Regions from separate parts of the Homo sapiens genome. Here regions 1, 2 and 4 are each linked to region 3. The links are chromatin contacts, found by Hi-C or POLR2A ChIA-PET in ENCODE. All regions are on one chromosome and are shown on one strand. The core of a region is the stretch at or near the end of the contact, and the rest is flanking DNA. Distances in the headings are between cores, read along the strand shown. Region 1 overlaps LOC105369812 (a long non-coding RNA gene). Region 2 holds the start of DYRK2 (dual specificity tyrosine phosphorylation regulated kinase 2). Region 3 holds the start of MDM2 (MDM2 proto-oncogene). Region 4 has its middle 31 kb from the start of LINC02421.

Region 1 (2,839 bases), core at 203-2,702, 1.4 Mb after region 3:
AAACAGGAAAAGAAGGAATGGAAATTCAGGAACTTCAAGGTCCCACTAGGGCACTGAGGACCAGTGTAGAGGAGGACTCATCCTGCACCAGACCTATAGGCATGGATTATACCATGCCCATGGTGCCAATTAAGCTTTAAGAATCACACTTGCTAGCATTGGAGAGGTTAGGGGGTCGGGGAGAGGTGGTACCTAAAGAAGGAAAAAGACGACTATCTGTGTTAGGCCATTCTTGCATTGCTATAAAGAAATACCTGAGACTGGGTGATTTATTTAAAAAAAAAAAAAAAAAGAGGTTTAATTGGCTCACGATTCTGCAGGCTTTACAGGAAGCATGGTGCTGGCCTCTGCTCAGCTTCTAAGAGGTTTCAGGCAACTTACAATCATGATGGATGGTGAAGGGGGACCAGGCACATCATGTGGCAAAAGCAAGAGCAAGAGAGAGAGAGGGTGCGGGGAGGGGAAGTACCACATATTTCTAAACAATCAGATCTCGTGAGAACTCACTCACTATGGTAAAGATAGCACCATGCCATGAAGGATCCACCCCCATGACCCAAACACCCCCCGCCAGGCCCCACCTCCAGCACTGGGGATACAATTCAACATGAGATTTTGGCAGGGACAAGCATGCAAACTATATCACCATCTGGTAACATCCTATGGCTATGGAAGGGAAGGGAATAGGCAAAATTGGTGGTTGAATTTGGTTGACAACCAAAACTCAGTGGACAACCCCTTTTTGGTATCCCAGTGGTAGAAGCCACTTGGAGAAGGTTGGGAAGCTGAATCAGCCCAGGATCTGTGTGGTCTTCAGCCTTCCAGGAAGTAGATCATGCTGGACAAAAACTTCAGACCTCAACCCACAGGATCTAGAAAGGCCAGGATGGAAGAAGCCACAAGGAAAGGAGATACTTAGAGCTCAGTGGTGCTGGTTAGGGAGTCTTTAAGGACACTTGAGAGCCAGCACCTGTGCCCTCATCCTGGCTTCAGATTCTGTGGCCTAAGTGCTAAAGCCTCCCGCCCACTCCTACAGATGTGAATGAGAGTCAGGGAAAAACTGGGGGTGGGTATGGGAGTCCGATGAGAGAAGAGCACATCAAACCCAGGGTATCTGTGAGAGGGAGCTGGATCCATAGGGCCTGCTCTGCATCTGCAAGTCCAGATGTAATGGCAACACACTTGGGCAGTTACCATCGCTACCTATGTGCAGAAGGCTACACAAACAGGAAGAGGAAATATTCAAGCACTGGCTCGTTCATTTTAACTCGAGAGTGTCTAAAACAGATCCCCAACAGCACGGAAAGTTTCAGTTTTGTAGTCAAGCAGATAAAGATGTGGCTAAGGAGAGTATTCTAAGGCAGATGCCAAGTGTATGCCCTCTGTGAGTGCAATGTGCATTGCCCATGGGCCTAGAGCATTCTAGAATAGATATGCAAAATACATGACCACTTAGGGAAAGTTGAGATGAGTCACTCTTTCTAAGAGTAACCGTTTAAAACATCACACTTAGTATCTCTGAGCCCCACAGCACATGCACTGTGAAGAATAAAAATTCAGATAACATTTAGACTTGCATGAACAATTGTTTTTTTTAAATAGACACCAAAGGAAACTCGAACCCAAATTCTAGATTCAGAATGCCCAACACTGCTTACCAGAGACAATGGATTTTGGTTTAGGTTTTAAAGAGTGATAAGTATCAGATTCAGATGCTAAGAGGTAAAAGGAGAAGACAGTTTTGCTGCTCACTCAGTGGGTTTTCTCAGTTTTAGACAAAGGTCACAAGGGATCTTGGGGGCTCCAGACACTATCGAGTAATTGGTAAAAAGGATGATCATGATATCAAATACCTGGAGTGCTAATTTCTTTAGAAACCAAATTATATAAGACCTTTGAGGCATGTGAACGTTCATCCCCAGTTCAGAACTGCCTGGAAGAAGCAGAGTTGACATTGTTCATTTTTAAATACTGTGCAAGTTCTGCTAGATGGCTAGCATCATAATGGGGTAAGAGCAGATCCTGAGTAGATCTTCCCTAGCACTCCTTAGCTGTTTCCCATGAACCTTAGAGAATCAAAGACCTATAGGCTTAGTGGATACTAAGAGAGATTTGAAGATAAACATGCCATTAAGGCAAAGCCCTTCTCTGACCTGACCCAAGCATGTCAGGCCAGAGACAGTAAGAAAAGGCACCAGAAAAGGCATTCCATGGATAAGAGAGAAGCCAGGGCCCTCCACCCTTTTGAACATTTTGAAAACTGAAAAGGGAAGGCCTGTAAGCAGATGCTCAGGGCCTTCATGATCTCTTTCAGCCAGGTTCTTGCACTAGTATCAGCTGATCAAGTCCTTTCCCTCAGTTTAAACCATGGACTACCGTACTGAGGGCTTAGGAGCTGTGCTTTCTGACATAGCAGGAAGATATCGGGAAGGTAGCTAAATTCTACTGGCAGAAGCTTAAACTATGTGAGATCTAATATCAATATCCTGTTTACAGATCAGAGCCATTGGCACATAATTAGGCAGTGAGACACCAATTCTAGGAGGTGTGTATACAAGGTGGAGGGGTGATCCACAGAAGCCTCCCCTCTGTGCTCTCCAGAGCCAAGCAAGACATGACAGGGAAGTAGAGGGTGGTCGTTTCGGTTATACAGATGCTGCACCTCTTGAAGGAGTCAGAGGCATGTGAGATTCCCAGGGTCCTAAGGGATCTGAGTTCCTTTATGCCAGAAAGCTTGGGCTTTCCAAGGTAAGGCCAATGGTAGCTCTCACTTATGTGGCTCCGGTAAACCTAACTGCTCCAGCCAGGAGGGACAAGATGGAAGCTCAGCATAGGAGGT
Region 2 (2,764 bases), core at 209-2,708, 1.2 Mb after region 3:
GGAAGAGGAGGTCATGGGTGGGCGAGCTCTGGAGGGGAAGTAAGGGGCCCACGCCACGAATCTTCCTTTGTGGCTGCAGCTTTGGGCTCGCCCAACTTAACCAGGGCGGCGTCGACGAGAGACCATCGGCCCGAGGCGTGGGGCTGCTTGTATCTCGACCCCTCTTCTCCCGGCGTCAGACCCCTCCAAGTCCGGGTGCTTCGGCCTGGGGCCCCTCCCGCCCCCACCGCCCGGGCCGCCCGCGGGCTGGGTCTCACCGTGTGGGCTGCGGCGGCAGCGTTGCTGGCCCGGAGAGGCGGCAGGGCGATGGGGGAGGGCGGGCCAGTCCCCACTCCGCTCCGGGTGGCCCCTGCACCGAGCCCCGGGGAAGCCTGAAGCTGACGAACGGCGCTGTCCCCACCTCGGCCTGGAAGCCACGTGCGGGAGGAGACAAAAGAGGGTCAGGGGGGAGAAAGTCACCCAGACCCCCCCTCCAACCCCGCTGGGCAGCGACAACCCTCTTCCAAAGAAAGACGGAGGAAGAGACCGGGGCAGTAAAAACGGGCGTTCGGGTCACGGCTCCCCAGCGCACACCCACGGGCGGGGCGCGGGCAGCTGCAAAGTTAAGTGGGGCCCTGGCGCGCGAGTTCGCGACCCGGCGGGGGAGCCGGGCCGCGCCGGGGCTAGGCGGCCCACGTTGCAGACGGCCAGCAGCCGGGAGGTGGGTTTGGACAGCTGAGCAGGGAGCCACGGCCACGCCAAGCCCCGGGCAGCGCAGGGCGGGGCGGCAGGCCTGGACGGTCCCCGCCCGGGCCCCCGGCAGGCAGAAGCCTCTTCGGGCCGAGGGCTCCCCGCGGAGGGGCCTTCGGGGCCGCGCACAACCCTGCATGGAGCCCGGGGCGCGTCGTCCGCCCGGGGGCTCCCCCGCGCCGCGCCGCCGACTTTGTTCGAGGTCCCGCAGGCAGCGGCCGCCCGCGCCACAGGGGCTGCCCAGGGCCGGCGGGGGTCCGGGGATGCGGCGCGGCGGCACGGCCTCCTTACCGGTCGGGTAGGCGGCGGGAGCGGCGGCCGAAGGTTTCCTGGTTAACATGGCCGCTGGAGAGGAAAATGCATTTCAGGGCTGCCGTCGCCGCCGCCGGTCCTGCTGCTACTTCTGGCGGCCGCCGCCGCCGCCTCCCGGCCGCCCCTCGCGCGGGTCCCCGGCGCCTCGTCGCCGCCTCGCGTCTGCTACAGCCAGACACACACAGTCCACTGCATCCCCTCGGCCGGGGCCCGCCGCCGCGAGCCCCCCGCTCTCCTCCTCGCCGCCGTCCTCCTCTTCCTCGGGCGGCTGCAGCACCCTCCGGCCCGTGCACATGCCTCGCCCTCCCCTGCGCGCCGCGGGCCTCCCCGTCTCCCTCACATAGGGGCGCGGGGAGCTGGAAGCGCTGCGAGGACCGAAGACCGCCTGGCTCGGGAGCCTCTCCCGGGCCCGCGCGCGCGCGCCCCCGCGCACTCACACACAGGCGCCGGCGCGCGGCCCCGCCCCCGCCGCCCTCCGCCGCCCTCCTCCGCCGCCGCAGGCCCCGCCCCCGGCTCCCCCGGCCGCGGCCACGCACACCCCACCCCCACCCAACCTCCCGCCCGGCTCCTCTCAGTCCCCCGGTTTGCGCGCAGCCGCCCCTCCGCTCCCCGGAAAACTCGGCGGCCTCCGCTCGCCCTCCTCCGCCCCCTCCGGCCATCTGCACTGCTTCCCTCGGCTCCACTCCGGCGACCTTTTCCCCTCCCCGGCCCCGCGGCGCCCCTTCTCTGCCCTACAGCTCAACCTACCGCTGCTGCCCTCCGGCCGAAAGCGCCGCAGAGACCCCTCCCCTGCCATGCGCACCCCTAAACATAAATGCATTTTCAGCTCTTCGAACTGAATGGCTGCTCACAGACAGTACTGCTTCCCCGTCCCCCCATTCTTGGTCCCAGCGACTTAGCCACTCCCCTCTCCCCAATTCATCATGTAGATAACTTAGTTGTGCGAGGGTCACCTCGGAGAGGCAAGTCCCGGGAGGGGCGGCCGCTGAGCTCGTTGACCCTGAGCAGGGGCGAAAGAGGGGGCTGCCCTCCCACCTCCACCACACACCCTCCCCGGTTTACTGACACCAAGTGACCGCTCGCCAGTCGCTAGGACAAGGGGAGGCAGAGAGGCGCGTGTGGACGGCAGCTGGGGAAGCAGTTGGCTGTGGGTTGCTAGGCAAAAATAAACATCAGAGACATCTCCTATTTCCTTACAACTCCGAGCCTTTCCCCTGCGCGGCCACTGGGAGAGACACACCTTCCTTTCAGCTCTGCGGTGAGGGAGCGACACCTCGAATTCCTCTCACCCCACCCGACACATCTCTTTCCCCCTTCCCTTCCAAGACACGTGGAGAATTTCCCTGCCTTTTTTATTCGCCATATACAACCTCTCTTTTCCTTGAAGACCAAAAAAAAATTGCTTTCCCGTCTCACATCCGCGCCTCGTCGTGCGTGGCACACAGTGCGCCTCTGTTCAAAGGTCACAGGTTTTGCCACTTCAACTGTGAGAGGAGGTGGGGTGGGAAAGCCCGACAAATCCCGGATGACGGGGCAGAGTTATGCCATGCACTTCCTTCTCGAGAGGTGCCTAGTTTCTGAAGTTCTCTTGGGGCCAGGGGTCCATTATGCTCTGCCCCGCCCGAGTATCTCTGGCTCCTGGCTGGACCTACTGTGCAGGCCCGAACTAGTGCAGACTCCAGTCGGAAGGGAGCCACCTCCTGCGGAGTTTCATCCACTCTAC
Region 3 (2,760 bases), core at 217-2,716:
TAAAACAAGCACGAATAACTTTTTTGACTTTTAGAAACCATTTTTAAAAATTAAATACTGGGAGGTCAAAAAGGAAAAAAAAATCAGTCACGTAACAAACGTAACTTCAACCACGCTTAACAATGTAATGGAACTAATTTTTAAAGCAAATGTGGCAAATGGCTAAAAAAATACTGACCAGTTCTTAACAGTTTTTAACTCCACGCAGTTACGCCAGAGGTAGCACACTTTAAGCTATGCACATACAATTTTATTTACAGAGCCATGCTACAATTGAGGTATACGAAATTTAGTTTATCACTTCATAAAATAAATTATTCTTAAAAGTTACACGAGACAAAAATACTAACCAGGGTCTCTTGTTCCGAAGCTGGAATCTGTGAGGTGGTTACAGCACCATCAGTAGGTACAGACATGTTGGTATTGCACATTTGCCTACAAGGAAAAAAAAGACACGATGAAAACTGGAAATCATGAAACATCTGTGGAAAATACATCATATATAAAGAACATAAACAACAGTTAAAACTAAAGCTACAAGCAAGTCGGTGCTTACCTGGATCAGCAGAGAAAAAGTGGCGTGCGTCCGTGCCCACAGGTCTACCCTCCAATCGCCACTGAACACAGCTGGGAAAATGCATGGTTTAAATAGCCCCAGCTGGAGACAAGTCAGGACTTAACTCCTTTTACTGCAGTTTCGGAACGTGTCTGAACTTGACCAGCTCAAGAGGAAAAGCTGAGTCAACCTGCCCACTGAACCGGCCCAATCCCGCCCAGACTACGCGCAGCGTTCACACTAGTGACCCGACAGGCACCTGCGATCATCCGGACCTCCCGCGCCGAAGCGGCCCCGCAGCCCCCGGCCCCCGTGACCTTTACCCTGAACTCCCGCGGAGACCTCCGAACCACCCCCACCCCCACCGCCGCGAGAGCCGTCCGAAATCCCGCCCTCCTCCCTGGCGGCGACTGCCTAGCCCCAGTCCAACAAAACCTCCGCAAAGCCACGTGCCCCATGCCCCGCGCCCCGCGCCCCGAGCCCCCAGCCACGAACCGCACAAAGGCTGCGAACGGGCAGAGGCTGGGAACCAGCGATAGAGGGGACACCGTCAGAGCCCAGACCCAAAAGTGACCGCTCGCTGCCGGGCCAGTACCTGCTCCTCACCATCCGGGGTTTTCGCGCTTGGAGTCGGGGGTCCCTCAAGACTCCCCAGTTTCCTTCACGGGGCGCGCGGAAGCACGACGCCCTGGGCCTCGGGGATCATTCCACTCTCCGGGCCAGGGCACTGGGCGCTCGTACGCACTAATCCGGGGAGGGACGGTGCTCCTGGCTGCGAAAGCAGCAGGATCTCGGTCAGAGGGGTCGCGGCCGCCCCTCGGGCTCGGCTTCTTGCTCCATCTTTCCGACACACAGGGCCACACAGGCCCCAGAAGCAGCCAAGCTCGCCGCGGTGCCTCGGTGCGCGCCCCCTACCGCCCGAGGGGAGCGCGCGGGTCGTCGCGGCGCATCCGGGCATTTGTGCGCGCGCACACAACCGGCCCCGCTTCCGCCAATTGGGTCCGGGGCTCGGCCGCACCACCTCCGGGATGATGGAGTGGGGGGTGTCGCCCCGCGGGCGCGGCGGGCTGTGAGGCGGGGTGGGGGTGTTGGCCGCGAGCTGAGAGGGTGGGGCTCGGCCTGGCGCGGAGCCAGCAAGGTTTGGCGCTGTGACACTCCTTTAGCCGTTGCGCTATGTTTGTATTTCTTGTGTTTACACTTCCCGCCCGCGGTGGAAACTGCGACAAATGCGGATCTCCGTGTCGCTGTTACCAAAAAGAAACCAAAATTAACAGCTGTTTAATATATTAAGCCCACTCCACCAGCCGCTGGAGTTGTACCCAAATGAGTTATTTTAAGGCCTGTTTTTAAAAAAGATTAAAAATAGCACTTAAGGCAGGCTTATACACCGGTGCATACAGCTGTTCTGGTTGGAGAACGAAGATGCTGGTTACCGTTGGCGGGGAGGGGAGCGGTTACTCTGCGCTTTTAGAATGTTTGGGTTTGGCTGGGCGCGGTGGCTCACGCTTGTAATCCCATCACTTTGGGTAGGCCGAGGCGGGTGGATCACTTGAGGTCAGGAGTTCAAGACCAACCTGGCCAACATGGGAAACGCCGTCTCTACTAAAAACTACAAAAATTAGTCGGGCGTGGTGGCGGTCACCTGTAATCCCAGCTACTCTACTCCGGAGGCTGAGGCAGGACAATCCTGTGAACCCGGGAGGCAGAGGCTGCAGTGAGCCAAGATCATGCCATTGCACTCCAGCCTGGGCGACAGGGCAAGACTCTCAAAAAAACAAAAACAAAGTTTGGGTTTGTTAATCTACACATTCATTATCATTAAAATATATACTTATATATTATGCACTCATTCTGACTCACCTACTTTCCCACAGAGATGTGGCAAAAACGTTTTTGATGCGGTCTCATAAATTGAGGACATAAAGAATTGAGTTAGCTAAACCCAAAAACACAGCCATTGCAAAGAAGGAACACGTTTCTTCTCTGGCCAGTAAGTGATTAGCTCCTTGTGAACAAGGACCTTTTTTTATAAAGTTATATCCTTCCCTTCTGCAGCTTTTTTTTTTTTATAAAGTTATATCCTTCCCTTCTCCCGCTTCCCAGCCTACCAGAAAGGAAACTTCCTTAAACATAGTGGTCACTCAGTTGATTTAAGTTGATTGCCAATATTATTAACTTAAGAGATTTAATATGTGGCTTTTAAA
Region 4 (2,722 bases), core at 2-2,501, 1.1 Mb after region 3:
TGTTGCTTGTTGAATGGAAGATTAATGACTTTTTAAGAGAATTTCCTTAATACAGCTGATTTTTTTTTGTCCTCATCAGTGGAGCTATATTTACCCGTTTTATCAGATATCTTTTGATATTGCAAGGCAGTTGTTTCAGGTAGACCAGCTTGCAGACAGGAGAGCTGAGAGCAAAATGCAGTGAGGGAGATGGAAATTAAGCTCCCTGAGGTCAAGAACTTTTATACTGCTTGCTCACAGTGCAAGGTGGTGCTGTTCAGATAACTTTATGTGGGTAAGTCATTTAATCCTCATAACAACTAATGAAGCACCTCACAAATGAGCTAACTGATGAGAAAATTAAGGCTTAGAGAAGTTTTATAACTCAAGTAGGGAATAACACTGCCAGGATTTAAACCCTAAGTATGAGTTTAACTATGGTACTATCTTCTTACCTCTGCACATAGTATGCACTTGAAAAATATTTGTGTAAGAGTACATAATGGACCTCTCCATCATACCTTGTGTTTCTCCTCCCCACTTCCCCACACAGGCATAATTGTGTACTTACGATCTGGTCTCAGTGGTGGCAGTGGGTGGGGGGAGCTGGGAGAAGGAGGGCAAGGGAGCCTTTTAGCCCAGCCTCCTAGTTTAGACAGGGTCGCAGACATGGACATTTGACATCATCCCCAAGTGAGATTATATGTGCAGTAACTTTCACTCGTCTGACTGGAGGGAGTTGTCCCTCACACAACCTTAAACTTGGGTCCCACTGCCTATAGTATACCCTGTAGAAATGCTTCTTTATGTTGAAATCTTTTGAAAAGCAAAATAATTACATTGCACTTACTTAAATGCATGTGTTAAGACTACTAATTTCTTAAACATAAACATTAAAAAGTATACCACAGTGTTTGTAAGTCTGTCTTGGCATTTCTTCACTTTCTAACACATCATGAGTATTAAAAATAAAAAAACGGAAGTGGCTCAGGCACTTCTACTTCAGAGAGACCCTGACTAATGCCTAAGAAGTTGGTTTCTGTGTGCACGGCAGGATTTTATCTCATGCCAACCAGGGGTGTAACTACTGCTACATGGGGAGACACAAAAAGCCCTTGGGCTAATGTGAATCAGTGAAACCCACAGAAAACTGAAAGCCTCATTCAATTTCAACTCTTTACCATGCAAGGCTTATTGCTAGGGTGGCTTTAAATAGTCACAGAAATGCTTGATTTTACTTTCACTTCCTTCCTTCCCCATCTCAAACCTCTGTAGAGGTTCTTAGGAGGTTTCGATGACTAAATCAGATGATAACAGCAACATCTTTCACTTAGACAGACTTTACAGAACCTTTCGGTTTGGTCTCCTTTGGTCCCCTCAAAAGCCCAGGCAACAGCAATGACTACTGTTGTTTGATAGTCCTGCTGACTAACAACCCCTTCTCTACCCCAAAAAATGTGGGAGTGACTTTTCCTTTCATTACAGAATACTAAACAGCCAAGAATGGATCTCATTCCCCGTGATGGGGAGAAGAAAAGCAATACAGTCCAAAGGCTGAGAACCTTAGTATTGCCTTAAAAGTGCTTTGCTTATTGATGCCTTCACCTTCAATTATATGGAAAATTTTTTAATGCAGTTTAACAATTTTACTGTTTTCATCTACTGAAAAAAAATCAATCCAACACTTCTTTCAACATGCACTATAAGCTTGTGAAACTGTCCATGTGAACGAGGTGAAGGAATCAATTTTTATTTATTGAAGAAACCAAAAGTGGGGTAGGGGTGGGAAGGAATACATTTGGCAGAGGATGAAGCCATGTTACTTCAAAAGGGGAAAAAAAGAATATAACATAAAAGGGAAAATATTTCAAATTTGTAAGGAAAAATTGTTTTCACCAGAAAAATTTCCTCATGCTCTCATTTTTGTTTGGCTTTGTCTACTCATGGCATTCCAAGCAATCTGTCTCTTAGCACCACAGCTGTGAAATATATGCACTTACGGAGACTTCCCGGTTAGCCTCTTCACATTTCACTGGGTTTCATTGTGTGCAATGTCTTGCCATTGACTCTCACACTGTGCTGTGTATACTGTTTCATAATTCTGTTTTACAGAATAGCATTTTCATCTAATAGAAGTTAACATAATAAGGGAAATGGTGACAATAATATATGGTCACTAAACCATATTGCCATTTTGGAACAGTTTATTATGTACACTATGATCCATGTTATTCTAAAAGAATGGATGCATTCATGAGTAAACATAAGTACAGACTTTATAACAGAAATTTGCCTCTACTAGATTAGGAGTTGGCAAACTTCTTTGTCAAGGGCTAGAGAGCAAATATCTTAAGCTTTGTGGGCTATGCTGTCTCTATCTCAACTACTCAACTCTGCCATAGCAGGGAAGGCACCCAGAGACAGTACACAATATATGTAGACAGTAGACAGTGGACAATATGCAATGAATGACTGTGGTTATCCTAAACTTTATTTACAAAAACACACGGCAGTCGTGTTTGTGACACAGAGATGTAGTTTCCTGACCTCTGATCTAGAAGATAGGTATGTTTGCAACCACAACACAAAGGCTGCCCTGAGACTCTAAGCACTAAACATCTGTTTGGCAATTTACCTGAAAAGTTGTGGTTTTTTTTTTTTTAAGTTAAAATTAAAATGACTTTTCTCCTGAGAAAATATTTAAAAGAGTAGGTTTTGGCAAGTAAGTTGAAGGACACACTAG

Evidence for each region. A loop is a pair of places that touch in the nucleus more often than their neighbours do. ChIA-PET counts read pairs that join two places held with the same protein, here RNA polymerase II (POLR2A). Pooled maps may share reads with other maps.
Region 1: a map with no recorded cell type shows a loop between it and region 3 (9-fold over the local background). The contact joins the enhancer-like site here to the promoter of MDM2 in region 3. A Hi-C loop is called at or near these places in 2 of 37 single-sample maps with no recorded cell type and 3 of 50 pooled maps. POLR2A ChIA-PET finds 5 or more read pairs at or near these places in 1 of 52 experiments (activated T-cell).
Region 2: a loop to region 3 is called in a map of B cell, with 9 times the contacts of the local background. The contact joins the promoter of DYRK2 here to the promoter of MDM2 in region 3. A Hi-C loop is called at or near these places in 2 of 168 maps with a recorded cell type or tissue (B cell and CD8-positive, alpha-beta T cell), 2 of 37 single-sample maps with no recorded cell type and 13 of 50 pooled maps.
Region 4: a map with no recorded cell type shows a loop between it and region 3 (25-fold over the local background). The contact joins the enhancer-like site here to the promoter of MDM2 in region 3. A Hi-C loop is called at or near these places in 3 of 37 single-sample maps with no recorded cell type and 6 of 50 pooled maps. POLR2A ChIA-PET finds 5 or more read pairs at or near these places in 1 of 52 experiments (CD4-positive, alpha-beta T cell).

The regions. Positions count from the first base shown.
Region 1 is chr12:67,448,289-67,451,127 of GRCh38, reverse strand. All of the region lies in intron 3 of LOC105369812 (a long non-coding RNA gene), which reads right to left. Among named protein-coding and RNA genes, the nearest start is that of LINC02420, 7.1 kb to the right of the region's middle. RefSeq lists a silencer at 2,568-2,752. Within about 2 kb of position 1,452, at least 4 of the 41 ENCODE cell types and tissues checked have a DNase peak (open chromatin) inside an H3K27ac peak, as active enhancers do.
Region 2 is chr12:67,647,439-67,650,202 of GRCh38, reverse strand. DYRK2 (dual specificity tyrosine phosphorylation regulated kinase 2) reads right to left here and starts at 1,458. Exons shown (of 3, transcript NM_006482.3): 1 at 1,021-1,458; 2 at 258-406. The coding sequence starts at 1,069. RefSeq lists silencers at 66-455, 616-1,275, 1,286-1,585, 1,686-1,795.
Region 3 is chr12:68,806,883-68,809,642 of GRCh38, reverse strand. MDM2 (MDM2 proto-oncogene) reads right to left here and starts at 1,466. Exons shown (of 11, transcript NM_002392.6): 1 at 1,152-1,466; 2 at 351-435. The coding sequence starts at 1,165. RefSeq lists enhancers at 489-878, 1-1,177 and a silencer at 1,379-1,768.
Region 4 is chr12:67,697,425-67,700,146 of GRCh38, reverse strand. No RefSeq gene overlaps it. Among named protein-coding and RNA genes, the nearest start is that of LINC02421, 31 kb to the left of the region's middle. Within about 2 kb of position 1,251, at least 7 of the 41 ENCODE cell types and tissues checked have a DNase peak (open chromatin) inside an H3K27ac peak, as active enhancers do; they include CD4-positive, alpha-beta T cell, where a contact is called at or near this core.